Linked DNA regions of Homo sapiens: all the other regions are linked to region 2. A link is an interaction called in ENCODE POLR2A ChIA-PET data of the cell type or tissue named here. Cell type or tissue: GM12878. All regions are shown on one strand. Each heading gives the region's core, and the rest is flanking DNA. Links, peaks and the distances in the headings are about the cores only.

Region 1 (6,304 bases), core at 1,307-5,306, 200 kb before region 2:
TCACAAGCCCTCAGCTCCCTCCAGGTTTCCTTAAAAGCACTCGTCCAAGTAATTGCCATCAGTGCAGAAGGCCAGGCCGATAAAAGACAAAGTGCCCCGATAAAATAAATGGGAAAAAGCCCTGTATGGCTTAGCACCTCTGCCACAAGCTCAGCCAGTGGAAACAGGACTGCCCTGGAAACCAAAGGGCCCCTGGGAAGGAATCCTAACCCCTGATGGCCGTGAGCTAAAGGGGCTCTCTTCTCCAGCTGAAAAGATCTCACCTTAACTGGTGAGTTGTGAAAGGGGATGAATTTGTCCCAAACCGTGTAGGTCTGGGGTGCTAAGGCTCTCCCTAATGGGAAATAAACAAGGGTGGTAGGGTGCTGCCACCACTCCGTGCAGTGGCTAGAAGGCTCACGCCTGTAATCCCAACATTTTGGGAGGCCAAGGCGGGCAGATCACTTGAGATCAGGAATTTAAGACCAGCCTGGCCAACATGGCGAAACCCTGTCTCTACTAAAAATACAAAAATTAGCCAGGCGACTAATTTTTGGTGACGGGCACCTGTAATCCCAGCTACTTGGGAGGCTGAGGCAGGAGAATCACTTGAACCCAGGAGGTTGGAGGTTGCGGTGAGCTGAGATCAGGCCACTGTACTCCAGCCTGGGTGACAAAGTGAGAATCCATCTAAAAAATATATATAGATATATAGATATAGATATATACCTCAATAAAATTGTTTAAAATTTTTTTAAAGACATACAAATGGCCAAGAAGTATATGAAAAAATGTTCAGCATCACTAATCATCAGGAAAATGCAAATCAAAACCATAATGAGATATCTCATCTCAGTTAAAATAGGGTATCAATAAAATATCTATTATCAAAAAGACAGAAAATAACAGATGCTGGCAAGGATGTGCAGAAGAGAGAACACTAGTCTATTCTTGGTGGGAATGTAAATTAGTACAGTCACAATGGAGAACAGTATGGCGGTTTCTCAATAAAGTGAAAATAGATCTGTCATACGATTCAGCAATCCCACTGCTGGTAATATATCAAAAGGAAAGAAAATCAGTATATCAAAGGGATATTTACATCCTCATGTTTATTACAGCACTATTTATAATAGTCGAGATATGGAATCAGCCTAAGTGTCCATTAATGGATGAATGAATAAAGGAAATGCAGTATATATACACAATGGGATACTAGTCATTCACAAAAAAAGAATGAAATCCTTTCACTTGCAGCACGATACAGAAATACAAACATCAAATGTTCTCACTCATATATGGGAGATAAAAAAGTAAATCTCATAAAGGCAGAGAGTAGGATGGTGATTCCCACAGGCTGGGAAGGGTAGAGGACGGGGGAGGATAAAGAGAAGTTGGTTAATAGGTACAAAAATACAGTTAAACAGAAGGAACAAATTCCAGTGTTCCATAACACAGCAAGGGACCTTTAGTTAAAAGAACGTATAGCAAATTTCAGAACAGCTAGAAAAAAAGATATGGAATGTTCCCAACACAAAGAAATGGTAAATGTTTGAGGTGATGGATACCCAATTACCCTGATTTGATCATTACATATGGTATGCTTGTATCAAAATATCACACGTACCCCATAAATATGTACCGCTATTATGCATCAATAAAAAATCATGTTGCACATGAAAAAAATAGAAGAGATTAGCTGAGAGTCTAGCACCTTTTAAACATCTGAATAGGAAATATTTGCCATCTATTGCCTCTAAGGGTGGCCGCCTATGAGACTTCATCTACATAATAAGAACTTTAGTCTCCACAATCCTTTATCTTAACCCAGACCCTCCTTTCTATTGATTCTGGGTCTTCAGGTAATAATTTAACTCTTTCAATCAATTGCCAATCAGAAATTATTTTAATTCACCTATGACGTGTAAGTCTTCACTTTGAGATGTCCCATCTTTCCAGACCAAATCAATGTATACCTTAATGTGTTGATGTTTGCCTGTAACTTCTGTCACCCTAGAATGTATAAAATCAAGCTATAACCCAACCACCTTGGTCACATGGTCTCAGGACCTCCTGAGGCTGTGTCATGGGTCATGGTCTTCACATGTGGCTCAGAATAAATCTCTTTAAATATTTTATAAGCCAGGCATGGTGGCTCATGCCTGTAATCCCAGCACTTTGGGAGGCTGAGGTGGAAGGATTGCTTGAGCCCAAGAGTTCAAGACTAGCCTGGACAACACAGTGAGACCTCATCTCTTTTTAAAAATAATAATAATTAAAAATAAAATACAAAAAATATATACATATATGTTACAGAGGTTGGCTTTTTCATAAACAAAAATATGGCATTTGCAACAATGTCAATAAATTGTACAATTAAGTATACACTTGGTGAAAATGATAACATGTTATTTAAAGACATTTAAAAAATCCAGGTGGGGCAGGATGGCTCACACCTGCAAGCTCAAAACTTTGGGAGGTTGAGATGTGAGGATCATTTGAGCCCAGGATTTTGAGACCAGCCTGGGCAACATAGTGAGACCTCATCTCTACAAAAAAATTAAAAAAAATTAGGCAGGCATGGTGACACACACCTATAGTCCCAGCAACTCAGGAGGCTGAGGTGGGAGGATTGCTTGACCCTGGGAGGTGGAGGTTGCAGTGAGCCAAGATTGCACTACTGCATTCCAGCCTGGGCAACAGAGCAAGACTCTGTCTCAAAAAGAAAAAAAGCAAATTGATACCTTCTTAATTTTCAATCCTTAAAAGAGTGCAAAAACAAGCCACAAACTAGATGACATTTGCAACATATATAAGGACAAGAGCAAAAATCTTGACCAGAAACTTCACAGAAAGAGAAACTTATGGCCAATAAACATATGAAAAAGTGCTTGGCCGGGCACAGTGGCTCACGCCTGTAATCCCAGCACTTTGGGAGGCCAAGGAGGGCGGATCATGAGGTCAGGAGGTTGAGACCGTGCTGGCTAAGACGGTGAAACCCCGTCTATACTTAAAAAAAAAAAAAAAAGAAAAAGAAAAGAAAAGATGCTCAGAATCATCAGTAATCCTGGAAATACAAATTTTAAAAATCAGTTAACATTTCATACTGGGCACCAAAAAAACTTAGCCCAACAAAAAATAAGGATGTGGAATAAATGGAACATGCAAAGCTGTTATGAGTACAAATTAGTACAATAACCTTGAAAAACAAGGTGGCATTTTCTAGTAAAAATGAAAGTGAGTACTCTACACACCAGCAATTCCACTCATAGGTGCAAACCTCCAGCAACTCTGGTACGTATCCTAGGAGATATCTACAGGAATGGTCACAGAAGCACTGTTTGTAATGGGGAAAATAGAAATAATCCAAAATGATAATTAGCAATAGTCAGGATAAATAATGTTATAGTCATATGATGAACTCTTACATAGCAGTGAAAACTAGCAAACTAGAGCAACTTGGATAAATCTCAAACATAACGTTGAGTGAAAAACAGCCAGTAACAGAAGAATGCACATGGCATTATTCCATTTACATAAAACTCACAATAATGTAAACCCATATATCATTTAGAGATGAAAATACATGTAGTAAAAATTATTAAGAAAGGAAATGACAAATAGTATTACCAGACAGCGGTCCCACTGAGAGGGAAGAAAATGGGATGGGGAAGACAAGTTAGGGAATTAGAAGGTGATGGTAATGTTCACTTGTTATACTGGGTGGATTTTGTGTCATTGTTCTTATATCTTAGATTTAGTCTATAAACAGTTTTATGTATTCCCAATATCTAATTAAAACATTTAAGAGAAAAAGATAAGGAAGAAATGGTCAAAGAATGTCATGAGACAGGCACTAATGAGCTGGCCTGGAATCAGGAGAACTCAGCTCTGCTCGCAGCTCCCTCTTAACTTACAGTCTGACCTGGGTAGAGGCAATGGCTTCCCTGTAGCTCCCTCTTGTCACTTGTCCAGTGGGGTTAATCATATATACTACACAGGCTGAGCACAGCGGCTCACATGGCTCACACCTTAATCCCAGCACTTTGGGAGGCCAAGTGGGGAGGATCACTTGAGGTCAGGAATTCAAGCCCAGCTTGAGCAAAACAGCAAGACCTCATCTCTACAAAAAATAAATTAGCCAGACATGTTGGTGTACACCTGTAGTCCTAGATACTCGGGAGGCTGAGGTGAGAGGATCACTTGAGCCCAGGAGTTGGAGGCTGCAGTGAGCTATGATAGTGTCACTGCACTCTATCCTGGGCAACAGAGAGAGACAGTCTCTAAAAAATTAAAATAAAATAATACATACTACACACAAATCTTCTAAGATGACAAGAGGCAATGGCTATGATAGGTGCCTCACAAAAATGAAGCTGCTATAAAAATGTGGTCCTATACAAAGGTGGTGGCATTATTCTTGACAATTTCCTTTTTGCTTGGCAAAAAACAGAGAGCTACTTCCTGTGACTCAGTCCTAAACCCCCTAACTGGGGCCTGCCCCAGTTTACAGAGATGGTCTGTGGTGCTGCTGTTGCAGCTTCACCAATGTTAGGGTGATTAGATTGTAGGATTAATGTCAGTAATGGGAGGACCTCAACTGAAGGAAGTGGAGAGACTAGAGCCACTCCCACTGCTCAACCTTCAGAGAAGCAAAGTGACCTCTCATGAAGCCCTCAGCTCACATCCTAACTTTTCCCCATCCTGTAAGCCCACACCATACTCAACAGTGAGCTGAAAGGATTCAATTCCAACTTTAAATTGGTCGGAGCAATAAAACGTCCAGTCTATGCACCTCTCCACACCCAATTCCACCATTTGACTGCTGCACCTACCATATTCCATTGTAAATGCTGCTTCCCTCCCCTATCCTGCGAGAAAAAAAAAAAAAACCTAAAAAATTATACCCCTAAAGATTTGCTGTTTGTTTTGTTTTTTGTTTTATTCTTGAAATTCATGTTCCCTTTCCCCTCCACCACTGTGGAGAAGCAGAAACGAAAGGACACGCCTGTTTACTGAGCAGATGGACTGTGCACCTGTGTTGATTCTCCTGCACCGGTGGCCTGCCCACCCACCAGAGCTCCCCAGGAACGCCCGGCAGACGGCCTTGCCTGAGCATCCCCTCCCCGCAGCAGCGGGCTTCCTGTCACTGAAACTCCTCTTCCCTCTCCTCAGGGAGCATTGATTTGTACGAAGGTCTTCTAGCCCTGCAGGTTGGGGAGGGGAGGCGCAGGGTTCCGATTCCATTTGTCTTTACAAAGGGACCGCCTTTCCCTCATGGACTTGCTTATTGTAGGTGTGTCAATTGTGAAGCTGAGTTGCTTAATTCTAGGGCTGATTGCCGGGAGCTAAAGGATCCCCCTACCCTGACATTCCCGGGGCGCCCTATTCTGTCTTCCTCTTCCTAAGGACTCCCCTGACTGCCAGGCCACAGCCCCACGGCGGGCCCCTGCCAGAGGCTCAAGAAAACCAACCCGACTGTCCCCGCAGCGCCCTGCTCTCTGTCCACAGGAGGGCGCTCGCTCCGAACCCCAAGTTGTCAGCCACTGGAAGGCAGGCGGAGAGGGACTGGAAGAAAGGGGGAGGAAAGGGGTGTAGGGCGGGAACCTAGAGGGGCGCGGGAGGGGTTAGGGAGCGCGTACTTTTCCAGAGGGAGCTGAATAGAGCCAAGGCTTGGGCACGGCTGTGCAGAGAGGGAATTCGGCCCCCGGTCTCTTGCAACCAACAGCGCGACTTCTCCCTGCAGGGCAGGGGAGGCAATAGAGAAGGAGGGCCTCCAAGAAGGTGCATCTCCCAGCTGTTTACCAATCCCCACCCAGTGGGGACAGAAGACAACTTAATTCCACAAAGTTGGACCCCCAAGGGAAGTGGGGAGGTGAGAGGGAAAGAAGGATGTGGTCTCCATCTAAAGTCAAGATCTCTTCCCCAGAAGCTAGAGGTAAACTTGCCCAGCTCGGACTAGGCCTAGAGAGGCTGAATGATGTGGCATCACCCGGAAACAGCGTTTACCCTCCTTATCCTCTTCCCTTCTGCCTGAAAACACTAATCCAGATGATGGACAATGATTCAATTAGTCATCTTCTCTGATGGGGGCTGAGATCCAGGCTGGGATCCCGTGGAAGTGCCGGGTGAGTCATTACGCTGAGGCTGCAGGGATACCCCGCCCCATTACTGAACACCCCGTGGTTCACGTGTTGGTGCAGCTGCCAGCTCCTCAGACCACCGTTCCAACAAAAAGCCCTCACCCTGAATGCAGGGACACACTCCAAGAGTGTGCCTCCCCCACTCCACCTGGGACCTGGGCAGCCGCAGTAGACTCAGTCAC
Region 2 (4,000 bases), core at 1-4,000:
AGAGGGTGGGCAGGCAGACAGGTGAAATTCAGAATTTAGATTTGAAAAAATGGGTCAGATACAAGATGGTAGAACATACATGCCAAAATGAACTTTGTGAATCAAGAAGTGGCTGGATAGTAACTTTGTGGATTTTCCACCAGCAAATGTCTACTTGCAGTCTGCCTTCCCGTCATGCTTTTCCCTCATAATTCTGTGGGCATTCAGGTAAATCAGTTTGTTTTCTGCTGTCTGTAGTTATCAGCTAAGGTAGATATAATTATGAATGTGAACAATGTATTCCCAAAACAGGTGAGAATGACTTTAGGACTGCCTGGCAATTGGAATTATTTACTTTTTAAGAAATGGCCACTGTCATTGTCAAAACATTTCTTGATCCCTGTGTACTAACACTGGAGCTCTAGAAGTATAGAAAGTCAATAATGGACTGCCTTTGATCCCTCCATCAGTTTGAGTGGAGGGCAAAAGACCCAGGGGTTGAAATCCCCACCCTGATTCTTAGAGGCGTCATTGTGTCTCTGCTTTAATTCAATTCACTGAATAGTACAGCATCCTGTTCTTCTGAGCAGTGACGTGTTTGCTACTAAATGAAATGATGCAGCAGGAGGGGACCATCGAAGAGGGGAAGCATGCATTTTCTGGCTTTTTTTATACTGAGAGTGAACTTCCAACTGTTTCCAGGGAAAAGGGGGAGGGAGGGTCTTTCTTTTTTTCTGATCTCCATAATGTGGATGTTTCCCAGTATGTCTCAAGCTCCCCCTTCTTTGCCCTTTGTCCTTTGCATTTGAATTTTCTAGCAAGACTTGCCACACTATTTTTTTCCCAATGTGTGTGGTTCGGTTATCCCCACTAGACCAGAGGGTCTCTAAGGGCAAGACTTACTGGCTTCTTCCTCTGGGTCTCCCCACAGATCTCTGCACACAGAAGTTATGAAAACTTGGTGTTGATCGACTGACCTCTGCTTGTTCTGGCTTGGTTATTTTCCCATCACAGACCTACCTATTGCCCAGGAACACAGAGGTAGTTTCCTGACCATATATGCTTACTGTGTGCTGGGTCTGATAGGAAAACAGGTTGGAGGACATCCAAGGTCTGCCTTTCGAAGCTTATCATCTAATGGCTTCATTTAACACGCCCACAAGAAGGTAAAAAAACAAAAACAATAAACAAAAGAAACTAGTTAGAGTAGTGAAGAGACAGGTCATTATAATTGGGTGTGATTAGGAAAGACCTTTAGAGATTTGGAGTAGGAAGCACTGGTCAAGAGCATCCCAGGCAGGAACTCTTAACTCTACTACCCTAGGGAACATTTGGTATATCCTTTCTTCTCTTTGGCCCTGTTTTTCCCTTTGAAGGCGGAAGTCTTCTTGCCCATTCCCATCCCAATTTGGGGAGGGAATGAGATAAAAATAGTGCCAGAGATTGAAGGAGTTTAGAACATGTAGTTCCTAATCTCATGAGCCTTGGTAGCTCCTGGTTTTTCTTCTGCCAAAGAGGGACCAATCACTTTTAAATCAGGCTGAAAGTGGGAGGCCCAAGAGCGTCCTCTTTTTTTTTTTTTTTTTTTTTGAGATGGAGTCTCACTCTGTCGCCCAGGCTGGAGTGGTGCAGTGGTGGGATCTTGGCTCACTGCAAGCTCTGCCTCCCGGGTTCACACCATTCTCCTGCCTCAGCCTCCCGAGTAGCTGAGACTACAGGCGCCTGCCACCACGCCCGGCTAATTTTTTGCATTTTTAGTAGAGACAGGGTTTCACCATGTTAGCCAGGATGGTCTCTATCTCCTGACCTCATGATCCGCCCACCTCGGCCTCCCAAAGTGCTGGGATTACAGACTTGAGCCACCGCACCTGGCCCCGCGTCTTTTTTTAACTTTTTTTTTTTTTTTTTTTTTTTTGAGACAGAGTCTCCCTCTGTCGCCCAGGCTGGAGTGCAGTGGCGCGATCTTGGCTCACTGCAACCTCTGCCTCCCGGGTTCAAGCGATTCTCCTGCCTCAGCCTCCAGAGTAGCTGGGATTACAGGCACTACCACTCCTGGCTAATTTTTGTATTTTTAGTAGAGATGGGTTTCACCATGTTGGCCAGGCTGGTCTCGAACTCCTGACCTCAGGTGATCCACCTGCCTTGGCCTTCCAAATTGCTGGGATTACAGGCATGAGCCACCGAGCCTGGCCAGAGCTTCCTCTTAAGCGCTGGATAGGTCTCAGGGTTGCATTTGGTTAGAGGTATGTCTCTACCTGGTTTTCCCCAAGGAATAATTCATATACATATGTGAGGAGTCTCCAGGGACTGGGCTTTGAGTCACTTCTAGTTTTTGTCCCCTTACAAATCATAATTTCATATACCAGTGACTCATGGTTGTGGAATACTTTGAACGCAGCTTGTTCAATAACTCCTCACCTACGTGAGTCCTTGGGGATTTTTTTTTTTTTTTTAAACGGAGTTTCCCTCTTGTTACCCAGGCTGTAGTGCAATGGCGTGATCTCAGCTAACTGAAACCTCTGCCTCCTGTGTTCAAGCGATTCTCCTGCGTCAGCCTCCCAAGTAGCTGGGATTACGGAAGCCCACCACCACACCCAGCTACTTTTTTTGCATTTTTAGTAGAGACGGGGTTTCACCACATTGGCTAGGCTGGTCTCAAATTCCTGAACTCAGGTGATCCACCTGCCTCGGCCTCCGAAAGTGCTGGGATTACAGGCGTGAGTCACTGTGCCTGGCCATCCTTGGGGATTTTATGAGTTAGATTGTATATTCCTTTTCTGAAAATGAGGAATTTAGTCTTTTTTTTTTTTTGAGATGGAGTCTCACTGTGTTGCCCAGACTGGAGTGCAGTGGCATCATCTCGGCTCACTGCAACCTGCACTTCCCAGATTCAAGCGATTTTCCTGCCTCAGCCTCCTGAGTAGCTAGGAGTAAAGGCACGCACCACCATGCCCGGCTAATTTTTTTGTATTTTTAGTAGAGACAGGGTTTCACCATGTTGGTCAGGCTGGTCTTGAACTCCTGACCTCGTACACCATGTTAGGCTGGTCTCGAACTCCTGACCTCATGATCCACCTACCTCGGCCTCCTAAAGTGCTGGGATTACAGGAATGAGCCACCGTGCCGGGCCAGAATTTAGTCTTTTAAGGCCACTGACTTCCCATAGGGAGCAGTATTTACCGAATGCTTTTTTTTTTTTTTTTTTTTTTTTTTTTTTTTGCAGATGCAGTCTTGCTCTGTCTCCCAGGCTGGAGTGTAGTGGTGCGATCTCGGCTCACTGCAACCTCCGCCCCCTGGGTTCAAGCGATTCTCCTGCCTCAGCCTCCCAAGTAGCTGGGACTGCAGGTGTGCACCACCACGCCCAGCTAATTTTTGTATTTTTAGTAGAGATGGGGTTTCACCATGTTGTCCAGGCTGCTCTCGAAGTCGTGACCTCGTGATCTTCCTGCCTCAGCTTCCCAAAGTGCTGGGATTACAGGCGTGAGCCACCGCACCCAGCTGTCCTTGGGGATTTTATGAGTTAGATTGTATCTTCCTTTTCTGAAGATGGGGAATTTGGTGTTTAAGGCCACTTCCCATAGGGAGCAGTATTTACTGTATGCTTTTTTTTGTGGGGAGATGGATTCTCGCTCCGTCACCCAGGCTGGAGTGCAGTGGCGCGACAGCTCCCTGCAACCTTCGCCTCCCGGGTTCAAGCGATTCTCCTGCCTCAGCCTCCCGAGTAGCTGGGACTACAAGTGTGCGCCACCACACCCGGCTGATTCTTGTATTTTTAGTAGAGATGGGGTTTCACCATGTTGGCCAGGCTGCTCTCGATCTCCTAACCTCGTGATTCGCCCCCCTCAGCCTCCCAGAGTGTTGGGACTACAGGCGTGAGCCACCACACCCAGCCACTGTATGCTTTTTACCAGACTCTATATCCACCTGGCTGAGGGAGGGGAAATGGAAAGGTTAGAGGGGTTCCTCCAGCTTGAGTCTCCAGCTTTGGGTATATACTGGGAAAGAGAAAGGCCTTCCCCCC
Region 3 (6,304 bases), core at 1,343-5,342, 240 kb before region 2:
TTCATTTCTACCCACTCCCAGGAGTGTCCGGCCTCTGGGGAGTTTTTCCTCATAGAGGAAGGAGGAATATGTTGCCCAGGAGACAATGCCAGCCTCCACTCTGTGAATTCAAGGTGAATCCTCGTGGTTGAAACTACAGGAGGAAAAACAGAGACTGAGGTGGCTTTGGTCTCGCCGTCTAAGTAAACTCTAGCACAGGTGCCGTGGGGTGTCCCTCACACAAAGCCAAAGCACTCAATCTACAGTGCACCTTGAACCCACCACACAGGTATTCTTAAACACAAGAGCTTGCCTCCTCTTTCCCTGCAAACCCCAAGGACTTGGTCTTCTTGCCTCCCCTCTGCAGTAATTCTGCCACTCCTCTGTTCCTTGGGTTTGCAGTAGTCACTGCTGGTCACCAACCATCCACCAGTCCCCTCTCCTTCCTTCTTGCTGGCAGACCACACCTTCCACAACAAAGGCCAACAATGCCAAAGACTTGGTCTCCAAGCCTCCTGTGCCTCTAGAAGTGGCCTAGATGGGACCTAGTTCTGGCTGGTGATATGAAGGAGATGTCTTCTGGAGAGTTTATGAGAAAGATTTTCTGCCTTTCTCCAAAAAAACAAAAAAAAAAAGTTTTGGGAGAAAAAAAAAAGTTCCCTGCACTCCCTATTTACTTTGTTTTGGTTTTTGTTTTGTTTTGGTTTGTTTTGGTTTGGTTGGTTTTTTTTGAGACAGAGTCCTGCTCTGTTGCCCAGGCTGGAGTGCAGTGGCGCCATCTTGGCTCACTGCAACCTCCTCCCCCCGAGTTCAAGCAATTCTCCTGCCTCAGCCCCCTGAGTAGCTAGGACTACAGGCATGCACCACCATGCCCAGCTAATTTTTTGTATTTTTAGTAGAGACAGGGTCTCACCATGTTAGTCAGGCTGGTCTCGAACTCCTGATCTCAAGCAATCCACCTGCCTTGGCCTCCCAAAGTACTGGGATTACAGGCATGAACCACTGCGCCCACCCCTATTTACTTTGGACATTGTCATGGAAGGAGCTGTGCTTATTGCTTCTCAAGAAGAGAGAAAAGAATTACCGTGAAACTGGAATGGTTGAGCTGCAGGGATCTCTTATCTCTAGATTTCTTATTATATGAGATAATAAACTTATATTTATAATCCACTTTAAACCAGTTATTTTATTTGTTTACAACTGGAAGGATCTCAAATGGTACAAATTTCCTTTTCCAAGACTATTCCTATTCCAAGAATAATATTCTTGGAATTCCTATTCCAATATTCTCAGAATTTCCTATTCCAAGAATAATGAAGGGACACTCAATCTCCAGCCACCCTCTCTGTTGCCACCCAGAAATTGGACATAATCCATAAGTCCCAACCAGACACTCTCTGGCCAAGGGGTCCACTTGGGCTGAACTCCTGCCTCCTGCCTGTATCACTAGGAAAAGAAGGGATTGAGCAAATATATGGAAAACGGAAGATGGAATCAGATAATGAAACCCCCATGAGAAGTTTGGGGGTGAGAAAAATGATGCTTGAGTTATTCCACTTGGCTTTTTCCACTGATGCAGCTTGGCGTGACACCTCTACTATTTTCTCTCTTTTTTTTTTTTTCTTTTGAAATGGAGTTTTGCTCTGTCGCCCAGGCTGAAGTGCAGTGGTGCAATCTCGGCTCGCTGCAACTTCTGCTCCCCAGGTTCAAGCAATTCTCCTGCCTCAGCCTCCCCAGCAGCTGGGACTACAGGCACAGGCCACCACACCCAGCTAATTTTTGTATTTTTAGTAGAGACAGGGTTTCATCACGTTGTTCAGGCTTCTCTGGAACTCCTGACCTCAGGTGATCTGCCCATCTTGGCCTAAAGTGCCGGGATTACAGGCGGGAGCCACCACGCCCAGCCCCCTCTACTATTTTCTAAATATCCAGGTATGTGACTTCTTCCTTCTGTGACTTCCTCCTCTTTATTAAATCAGCATACCAATTCTAACCCCTCCAGCCCTTGCGTGTGAGGCCCTCCACGGCCCACCCCAGGCATGTTCCTCCCCAGGAGCTGTAGCACAGTCTGCTCCAGTCTGACAGGTCTCACGGTGGCCACCTTCCGAGCCCAGATCAAGTCCTGTCAAGTCCTGCTTGCTCTGTGAAGCCTCCCTAACCACAACAACCCTTCTGCCCTCTACCTTCCACAAATGCTTGAGATTGTATTTCCTCCATCACTTTATCCAGTCTTGTAATTACACAATCATCATCATTTGGCTACCATAAATGTTTGTTTCGTGTAACGAAAACCAGGACCCTACTCTTGAGGTCATGGCCCCAGAGCAAATAGCTGGTGAGGCCACCCTGGCTTGCAAATTCTCAGCCCATGGGAGCAGGCTCTGCCTGCCTCAATTCTGAATCAAAGAAGGACATGTTCACAAAGACTTTATTTGTGAACAACATGTTTTCCATCACCATGCCAACACAGGCTTAATCTTCCATCATCCAAAGCAGCACATCTCATAAACCACAGCTAACATCTTTAACAAACAAAGCGCAGCTTTTTGTGACTGCTTTCACAGGTCTTAGGGTATCATCTCTGCTATCTGCACCACAAACACTATCTCTGGCCACTTCAAGCTTTTCTACATCTACCTCCAAAATAGAAATCTTTATATAGTCTTCTCTACTAGAATCTATAAATTAAAAATTCTGAACTGCATTTGATGCCTACATGTCAGCAGGGGCCTCTCTGTTCGTAACTACCACCACCCTGCCCTGATTCCACCCTGCACCCCCCGAATATGTCCAAAGCCCTCGCCAAGATTCCCACAAATTACAGGAGTCTGTATATTCTGGTGCTCATTTCTGCCTATGGAACCTGTATTCATGCATGAAATATCTGGCCTATACCTTGAGCCACATGCAAAATTCAACCCTTATCTCAATTTCCACCCAACACAAAACAACACAGATGGAAAACATCAACACATTCATGAATGTAGATGATGTTGTTAAATATCAGGATGGGAGATTCTCAGTGAAGCATCATTTCCATCTAAAAAGGAAAGCCACTAGATTTTCCTGAGGTTAGAGAAAATTCAGAGTGCAGCAGAGGAGGAGAGTCTTCCTCAAAACCAAGTGCCACTAAGGGGCATGGAGGCAAAGGAAAAGTCAACCCCCCCACCCCTAGGCAGGTCCTGCTTGCTAGGGGCTGAGCTTCTGGTGAGCAGAACCTTGGCATGGATGATGTCTGATTTCAGCAACAAAGAGGGGAGCTGGAGATTGAGTGTCCCTCCCTAATTAGTCTTGGAAAAGGAAATTTGCAACAGTTGGGAGCCTTTTGATTGCAAAAAAAATACATTAATTGATTTAAAGTGGATTATAAATAGAGGATTATTATTTCATATAATGAGAACCTAGACATAAGAGGTCCCTGGTTTGGTAAATTCTGCAGCTCAACCATTCCAGTGTCTCTGTAATTATTTTCTCTCTCCTCAAGAAGACCATGCAGACCTCCCCTGCCAAAGCCAAGGTATGAAGCAGGATGGCACCTTCCCAGCTCCCACCAAGCCCCTCCCCACCTTCCTTCTGAGAGCCCTTTCCATCAAACCATCTCCTCCCTTTTCCCTCCTTCCTCTGCCTGCCCTCTCCTGCTAAGGTCTACTCCGCCCCCTGCTGGCCAATCTTGGCAATGGCCTAGGTCTATTACGAGACCCTTCCCCTGGTCCCACCCACTTTCTAAATTAAGAGTACTGATGTCACCCCTCACCCAACCACTGCTCCCAGGAGGCCAGGGGACACATCATTGACTTCTTGCCATCAGACTGGAGGTGAAAGAGGGGGGATCAGTTTTGGGGTCACTCTGACCCACGCAGGGAGAAGCTATGGTGATGCCCTATCCTTACCGTGAGACTAGGAGCTCCTGTGGTCATGAGTGGTCTTCCCCTGAAATAAGAGCTCCCTAGAGGTCACTCTTTGGTTAGGGCCACAGGCTCTCATTCTGAGTCCCTCGGGCCAGCTGAGGGAAAGCTACTGGAGCAAAGCAACAACAAGCAAGGGCGAGCATGGTAGGTGAACACCCAGCTGGGGAGGACAGGCTGGCCCCAGGGGACATTTGCTTGGGGTCACACCTGCTCTGAACTGCCCTGAGACAAAGAGGATCCACTCCCAAAGTATGTTGGATTTTTCCCAGAGATTATCCTATCCTTAAAATGCAGAACACATAAGATTCTCTTTGCCTGCTGGCCTGGCTTCCCCACCCGCCTCTCAGAACAGCAGGCTGTGACCTCATCCCTCCCCAGGACCCATGGCAGGTATTACCCCAGTGGCCCGTGCCTCACCCCACGCCCACCCCATCACCTCATCCTACAACCTCTGGGCTCCCCAGACAACAGCAGGGGTGACAGCACAGGCCAAGGCAGATGTGAACACTAGGAATCTTTAGCAAGAACTAAGGCCCCAAACCCAGCTCAGACGATCCAAGCCTCGGAGCACTCTGGAGCGGGGAAGCTCTGAGAGGCCACCAGGGAAGGGGCAACACTCCAGCCAACTCAGATGAGGTGAAGCCCACCTCTGCCTCCCTTGCCCCCAAATGCTTCTCTCCCAGGGTCTATCTTCCTGCATTCAATCCATTCAGCACCTGCTGGGGCCAGGCTGCCCTGGGCACTGGAAAAACAAAGATAAGACAGACAGGATTCTTGCCCTGTTAGAGCTGATGGTCTGAGAATTAAGAAGTCGTTGTTAATTTTTCTTTTTCTTATCTTATTTTCATTTATTAATGATAAAAAGTAACCCATCCTCATTACAGAAAACGCAGACTATACGAAAGCATGTAAATTAGAAAATAAGAACTATCCATTATGTTCCAAATTATTTTGTTTTTTATGTTATAATGCATCTTCCATTATTTTTATATTTTTATCTAATTAACGCATGTACATAGCTTTTTTAAAGTCAAATAGTTCAAAAAAATTTATAATAAAAAATTGGTATTCCCACTATGCAGCCATAAAAAGGAATGAGTTCATGTCTCTGCAGGGACATGGATGAAGCTGGAAGCCATCAATCTCAGCAAGCTAACACAGGAATGGAAAACCAAACACTGCATGTTTTCACTCATAAATGGGAGTCGAACAATGAGAACACATGGACACAGGGAGGGGAACATCACAAACCCGGGCCAGTCAGAGGGTAGGGGACAAGGGCAGGGAGAGCATTAGGACAAATACCTAATAGCATGTGGGGCTTAAAACCTAGATGACAGGTTGATAGGTGCAGCAAACCACCATGGCACATGTACACCTATGTAACAAACCTGCACACTCTGCACAGGTATCCCAGAACTTAAAGTAAAATAAAAAATAAAAATAATAAATAATAATAATAACAATTAAAAAATAAAAATAATAAAATTAGTATTCCCTGCCTTACCTGCAGTCCCTCTCCTCAAAAGGAATCAATCGTTTTAACAATTTCTCATCACTTATTGAGTGTACTCCCATCATTCTAATAACGTGGCTTACGTTTCTATTACTTAATGCATTGCCTTTAAACATTATCTGCGGAATGCCTACAATGAAAGATAGGGATATAACTCTCTTTTGTTCTACTTCCCAACTCTTCTCTATTCTCCTCCCCAGTTTTGATAGTTATATTATAATTTTAGTTCTTCTCTTGACTACCTTTGTAACTTTTAATAATAAGCCTAAGCCTCCCTTTGTTTTCAGACAGTGCCTCTGAACTCCCCACACTAGAAGAGGATATGTGTGTCTCCCCGCTTCCCTCCAACCTCCCTCCTCACCTTCCTCCTCCCACCTTCTGTCAGTTACAACTTTACTTGTCATGTAAACACTGTCATGTAAAACACTGACATTCTGTTCTGGAATCATAATTAAGTCTTTGGGCTTTGTTTATAGATCTGTTAAAAATAATCAAAAACCAGAAAATAGTGTTTACATTATTATGGCAACATTATTATTGTTTATTACAAAGCTAAGATGACACTTCTTTCTGTAATGATCCAGAGTTACAACCTCTTGTCTCTTACAGAATAATATTCCTAGCATGTCAATAAAATTCTTTTTTTCTTTTTGCTATAGACTGAATGTTTGTGCCCCCAGTATTCATATATGGAAACCTAATCCCCAATATGATAGTATTTGTAGGTGCGGTCTCTGGGAGGTGATTAGGTCATGAAGGTGAAGCCCTCATGAATGGGATTGGTGTCCATAAAAAGACATTGCAGAGAGCCCCTTTACTCCTTCCACTTTGAGGACACAGTGAAAAGACTGCCATCTATGAACCAGGAAGCCGACTCTCACCAGACACTGAATCTGCTGGC
Region 4 (6,254 bases), core at 32-4,031, 190 kb after region 2:
CGTCTAGCTCACAGTAGACAACCGGAAACAAAGGGCTGGAGTTTAGGAGAGAAATGATAATATATTGAATATATATGAAGTTTTTTTCAATAATCAAGTGTATTTTACCATTTTAACGGGAAGGCAATAATTTCATCATTATTTGCATTATGCTTTAAAGTTCACAAAACATTTTATGCTTGTATTTCATACTTTTGTTACATACAAACATGAGATTAGTATGACAGGTTATTTTTATTCCTATTGGATCAACAAACTTTTATTTGTTTATTTATTTATTTTTGAGAGAGAGTCTCACTCTGTTGACCAGGCTAGAGCACAGTGGCACAATCTCGGCTCACTGCAACCTCTGCCTCCCGGGTTCAAGCTATTCTCTGCCTCAGCCCCCCGAGTAGCTGGGATTACAGGCGCCCACCACCATGTCTGGCTAATTTTTGTATTATTAGTAGAGATGGGGTTTCACCATTTTGGCCAGGCGGGTCTTGAACTCCTGACCTCGTGATCTACCCCCCTCGGCCTCCCAAAGTACTAGGAATACAGGTGTGAGCCCCCGCACCCGGCCTATTTTTTTTTGAAACTGAGTCACACGCTGTCACCCAGGCTGGAGTGCAATGGCACGATCTCAGCTCACTGCAACCTCCACCTCCTGGGTTCAAGCAATTCTCTGCCTCAGCCTCCCGAGTAGCTGGGATTACAGGCAACTGCCACCATGTCTGGCTAATTTTTGTATTTTTAGTAGAGATGGGGTTTCACCATCTCGGCCAGGCTGGTCTTGAACTCCTGACCTCATGATACACCCGCCTCGGCCTCCCAAAGTGCTGGGATTTCAGGTGTGAGCCACCATGCCCCACATATCTTTTTTTTTTTTTGAAACTGAGTCTCACGCTATCACCCAGGCTGGAGTGCAATGGTGCAATCTCGACTCACTGCAACCTCCACCTCCCAGGTTCAAGCTATTCTCCTGCCTCGGCCTCTCAAGTAGCTGGGATTACAGGTGCCCACTGCCACGCCCAGCTAATTTTTGTATTTTTAGTAGACACGGGGTTTCACCATGTTGGCTAGGCTGGTCTCGAACTCCTGACCTCATGTGATCCGCCCGCCTCAGCCTCCCAAAGTGCTGGGATTACAGGCATGAGCCACCAACCCCGGCCAACAAACATTTATTATTAACTACATGCCAGGCACTGTACTAGGCACTAAACAAATTACCAAAACAAATCCATGCCTTCTAAGACCTACATCATAGAAAGAGAACCAATAGGCAATAAATGTAACAAATAAATATATTATAAAAGTGTTAAGTCCTATGAAAAAGAAAATAGAGCAGGCAAGGATAAGCATGAGGGATGGGAACTGACAATACAATTTTAAAGAAAGGAAGGATAAGACTTCATTAAAAAGGTGACATTTAAGCAAAGACGTTAAGGAGGTGAGGCAATCAGCCATTCTCTGTGGGGAAACCTAGCTGTTTTCCCACTAGAAGGAATCACTTGGTCTTAGGAACCTGCCAAGGTTCTAAGATAGAGTGTGACTGATCAGCATTCAAGGAGCAAGTCAGTGTGGCTGGAATGGAGAGAGCAAGAGGGAAGATGACAGCCGATCAAAAATGGAAGAGGTTGGGGAGGGCAAACCATGTAAAGCCTTAAAGGCTATTGCAAGGACTGGCATTACTCTGTCTGCAAGAAATGAGAATTCAAAAATTAGTAGCATTACCCAAAATCAGTTAGCTAATAAATCACAAAGCTAGAATTCAACCCAGGACTTCAAGGCTCTCCACAACCTGTGTTCCACTAGTCCAATCTGCCACATATTAGTTCATCCCCTCTCTTTCAGCAAGTTTGAGTTTAAATACTCTAAAAATGCTAACATTATAAAAATCCTCTGGGCAAGAGATGCACAAGTCTTTCAGTTAACATTTGCAATCCTTCACAATTATAATGAGAATTTATTAATCCTGGTGTCTAATCTAAATCCTACTAACATTCCAGCATGTATTTTTAAAGATTATAAATTCCACCCTCCCTTGAAATGAGACAAGCCGAAGAAAGCTTTGATCAAAAGATTTAAAGTACGACTCTCAGCTTTAGGTAACAGTAACCTGAATTATTTTTTTAAATGGATACTAAGGCCGGGCACAATGGCTCCATGCCTGTAATCCCAGCACTTTGGGAGGCTGAGGTGGGCAGATCACCTGAGGTCAGGAGTTCGAGACCAGCCTGGCCAACATGGTGAAACCGTCTCTACTAAAAATACAAAAATTAGCCAGGCATGGTGACAGGTGACTGTAATCCCAGCTACTTGGGAGGTTGAGGCAGGAGAATCACTTGAACCCAGGAGGCAGAGGTTGCACTGAGCTGAGATCACACCACTGCACTCCAGCCTGGGCAACAAGAGCAAAACTCCATCTCAAAAAATATAAAATAAAATAAAATAAAATGGAACTAGCCAGGTGTGAAAAACAGTAAGAGAATGGCTCAGGAATATGGAATTGCTATAATTTCCCTTAATTTCTTTAGCAGTTTACTAGTTATTATTAATAACAAGTTCACACATTGTCAAAGATGCTTCTGCAGTTACTATGATTCTTTGAGGTCTGGATCTGACCACTTCATATCTCAAAAGTAACGAATGATGTGTTCTTAGTAATCTGCTGCTTTTTGTACTATAACCCAAAACTGTTGATAGTTTCTTGCCAGCTGATGGCAACCTAGGTAAATGGCAAAGGTAAGGGGGATTTTGTGAGAGACAGCAAACATTACCAAGCCACCATCTAAATACCTCAGACAGGTTAAAAGCCCTAATGACCCTGGGACACTCCCTTCTTACTGGATGAATTCAAGCTATACAGGAATATTTCATATATCCACAAGGGAGAAGGTAAAAGATGGAACATGAGGAGGGGTCTGTTTCAAATCAGACCTATTCTTCAGAAGCTTTCATCACTGCTACACAAAGAAAGGAGGTTGCTGCTTCAAGGATTCTGGAGCCACCAAAATCCCCAAACAGGACCTACAGAAAAAGCTTCACAGAGACTACTGAGGATAAACCAAATAATATGGCTAATAGAAGATACACCACAAAATCCAGTCATTGTAACATAAACTGAACTTCCTTATATATCTTTTCCTAGGCTTAGCCAAAAGCAGGAGAACTGCAACTCTATGTGGTATTGTCTGATAGACTGGATTTTTTCCCCAAGCAAGAGGTGGACAGCTTTATGCCAGGACTAGATTTACAGTCAATCTGGGTGTGTGTCTTTACTTTTTCTTTCCCTCCAAACTACCTCAGAAAATGTCTGGCTATTGTGCCTTGATATGTAATAATGCAGGGCTTTAAGTACTGCAAAGGTCTGGAAAAGAAAGTCCCTCAGTCCCAGTTATGGCTCAAATCTTACGATTTCTCTAGCAGTTGTTTTAATCAACCAAAGCTGGTTGGCTTTTCTCAATGAGCCAAGCAACATGAGCCTTCTAAGTTAAGCGCAGAGGGGCTGCTTGTCAGCATGACTCCCAATGGGGTGGCTAACATGGAATATGCTCCAGAGTCTAGAAATCAGGACAGCACAGCTGCTGTTTTCCTCCACATGCACCTCCAGCTTGGTGGGTGGGGGAGGAAAGGAAGAAGAATCAGTAAATTGAAACAGGAGGAATGCTTTACATGCAACACACAAGACTCACTGCTTAAAGGTGAGATGAATTCAGAGGTCTCAACACATGATTAGGATACCTTCACTGACACAATGGTCCCCAAAATTCAACCTGGAGGTCCAGCCTTGCCCGTCTGGCAAAAAAAGGGGAGAAGGGGGCAAAACCCCAAAATGGGGGACAGCATACAAGCTTTTGAAAGTACTTTAAGGTTGTGAGGCTCAGAACAAATTCCTCACACTTCCCTCTGCCACCACCCTGTGGCCCTATGCTAAGCACAGCAGTAAAAGTTACTGCCAGAATTTAGATTTGAAGGGCTGATCAGGGAACCTGGTTAACACTGTTCCTAGAAAAGTATTTGAGTGCAGCCTATATTCAGACCCTACTGGGACTGCCTCTAAACAGGAAGTTAACACACATCACATACGGTCAGGGAAGGCAAACCACAGTGTCATAAAGATGGATGCTGCTGTCAACTACAAATCACTCTCACCTCATGGAGAGTGTTCTCAAGTAAGGAATAATAGGCAGGACAAAAGTCTGTAAGCCTCACCTCTACTCAAACTGGGTCACTCAGCCTATAGATTCAGCCTTCTGATTCCTGCTGATTAGTACTTTTCTACCTTGTTCCATGATGACTATCACTGCCACTGGACTAAAAAAACTCTATTCCCCTAAAAAGTGAAGACAGCCTTACCATCAACTAGTTATTCATATAAGCTATCTGCTTATATGAATCCGATCCTTGACCCAGTCCATTCCCAAATGGCCAGGGACTAGATATCCGTCACAAAAAAAGCAGCACGATCCAACAAGTGTGGGCCTTCCCTCAAAATATACTGAACTCCTCCATAGCACCTCCAGAAGTGGCCTCCTTCCCAACTAAGTACTGACAGAAATACTACTCTAGGACAATACTTGAAAGGCTGCTCCAGCACCAAAATAAGAATCCAAGTTATCAGACTGCAAGGAAGAGTTCAGGTCAGCATACCAAATGAAAAGCAATAAAGTTAGCACTAAACTCCCAAACAGGATAATCACCAACAACATATAGGCACCATGCTGCTGCCAGAAAACATCAAAGTCATCTGTGCTAGGAGGGGAAGGAGACTAGATGGCTGGAGGACAGAGATGGGAAGGAAGCTTACTTTTCACTTTGTACAACCACATGCATGCTTTTCTACTCAAAATATAAATTTTTAGAAAAAATGTCCTAAAAACTACAAAAGCATCAGCTCTTCTCCAACACAGATCTGTTAAACCTGTTTTAATTCCATCAGCTACAAATCCAAATCCCTCTTTTGCAGTCTGGCCTGAAAACACTGCTCTTGCCCTTTGCTGAAATATATTAAGTATCCTTCGCCTCTGCTGAAATGTATTAAGTATCCCCCCATCTCTCTCTCTCTCTTACACACACACACACGCACACACACACGCCCCCCAAATAAGCATTTATCAGAAATGAGAAAACTGGTTCTCAGGAGGCTACCTGATTTTCCAGGGGACAACAGAGAAAAGGTTGCTAGCTAGCTCAGTTAGCATCCACATGCCACCCACCACCAAGCCTCCATCTCCACCTCACTGCCAGCCCTATGAGCTAACATCTTGTGTTTGGAAGTTGATGCTGGGGAAGAATCCAAAGAGGCTACCATACCTTTATGAAACGGGAAAGCTGTACCGGGCGCGCGAATGGCACCTGAACCTCTGCACTCGCATGAGTGGCTCGCTCCTCAATGTAATTGAGAGCAGGGAGGCCAAAAGTACTCTAAGTCCCGGTGTGGTTAGGGAAGGGTAAGTTCCACCGACCCTCAGGAACTGAACTGGAAGACAGATCCAGTGTGTCCCACAAGCCCAGTCGCTGTAGAAGCTAAGTGCCCACATAGCCTGAGACAATTCTCTTCCCCTACGGGAGGGCGAGCGAACGGTGGACGACGAAATAAAGGGGTAAGGTTATGCGCTCCTGATCCCTTTCCCTAAATAAAGATAATTATCTGGTGCTTCCTTTACCCTTAGATTCCCCATTCGTCCCATCCGCCCGCAAACACAAGACTGAGCAGGGAGCGGCCCCCGCACCCTGAGGGCACCACTGGGGGTGGAGAGAGTTAAAAAAAAAAAGGGGGGGGCGCGCTAGAGAGGAAAGGAGGGGAGCATGGCGGGCATGAGGCAGGGAGTGAAAGCGGGGATGGCGGGGGAAACGGGGCGTGAGGGAGGGGAGAAAGAGTACAAGGAGACGAAATGAAGGGACACGAGCTGGGGGCGCGCGAGGCCGAAGTGAAAGACCGGGTCGCGCGCGCCAAGGGGGGAGAGGATGAGGTGAAGAAGGAGCGCGAGGCGGGGGCGCGCCGTGCCGGGGTGGGGGGAGGGGGACGCAAGGCGGGGGCGCGCGGGCGGGCGTCGGCTCGCGGGCGCTTCCCCTCCCCCCGCCCCTCCACCTTTCCCTTCCCCCACCTCCGCCACCACTGCCTCCTCCCAGCCTCCTTCCCTTCCTCGCTCCTCACCGCCCCCGGGCGGGCGGGCGGCCAGGCTGGCCTAGGCCAAAGCTCCTCACCTGGCGGTGGCGGTGTAACTCCCGGCTAGCTCGCCTCCTCAGGCGGCGGCGGAGGCGTCGAAAAA

The links. ChIA-PET counts read pairs that join two places held together with the same protein. Peaks named below come from ENCODE experiments on the same cell type or tissue, not always from the same donor. Only the 100,000 strongest peaks of a DNase experiment are listed, where the experiment ranks them.
Region 1: POLR2A ChIA-PET joins it to region 2 with 6 read pairs; 8 of 35 experiments call an interaction of 5 or more read pairs at or near these places.
Region 3: POLR2A ChIA-PET joins it to region 2 with 5 read pairs; 6 of 35 experiments call an interaction of 5 or more read pairs at or near these places.
Region 4: POLR2A ChIA-PET joins it to region 2 with 6 read pairs; 8 of 35 experiments call an interaction of 5 or more read pairs at or near these places.

Annotation. Positions count from the first base shown.
Region 1 is chr1:153,527,815-153,534,118 of GRCh38, forward strand. LOC124904423 (a long non-coding RNA gene) reads left to right here and starts at 5,628. Exons shown (of 2, transcript XR_007066630.1): 1 at 5,628-6,107. RefSeq lists a cis regulatory region at 4,415-4,742 and an enhancer at 5,919-6,213. In GM12878, for the core only: no CTCF peak of the experiment used is centred there; no DNase peak of the experiment used is centred there.
Region 2 is chr1:153,730,032-153,734,031 of GRCh38, forward strand. The region is part of intron 1 of INTS3 (integrator complex subunit 3); the gene reads left to right. Among named protein-coding and RNA genes, the nearest start is that of INTS3, 4.0 kb to the left of the region's middle. RefSeq lists an enhancer at 3,716-4,000. In GM12878, for the core only: no CTCF peak of the experiment used is centred there; a DNase peak (open chromatin) is centred at 2,340; H3K4me3 peaks cover 2,034 bases; H3K27ac peaks cover 3,489 bases.
Region 3 is chr1:153,491,450-153,497,753 of GRCh38, forward strand. No RefSeq gene overlaps it. Among named protein-coding and RNA genes, the nearest start is that of S100A7, 34 kb to the left of the region's middle. In GM12878, for the core only: a CTCF peak has its summit at 3,645 (motif pointing left); a DNase peak (open chromatin) is centred at 3,618.
Region 4 is chr1:153,916,544-153,922,797 of GRCh38, forward strand. GATAD2B (GATA zinc finger domain containing 2B) reads right to left here. Exons shown (of 11, transcript NM_020699.4): 1 at 6,190-6,254. Among named protein-coding and RNA genes, the nearest start is that of GATAD2B, 3.3 kb to the right of the region's middle. RefSeq lists a silencer at 6,213-6,254. In GM12878, for the core only: a CTCF peak has its summit at 3,899 (motif pointing left); no DNase peak of the experiment used is centred there; H3K4me3 peaks cover 1,381 bases; H3K27ac peaks cover 1,514 bases.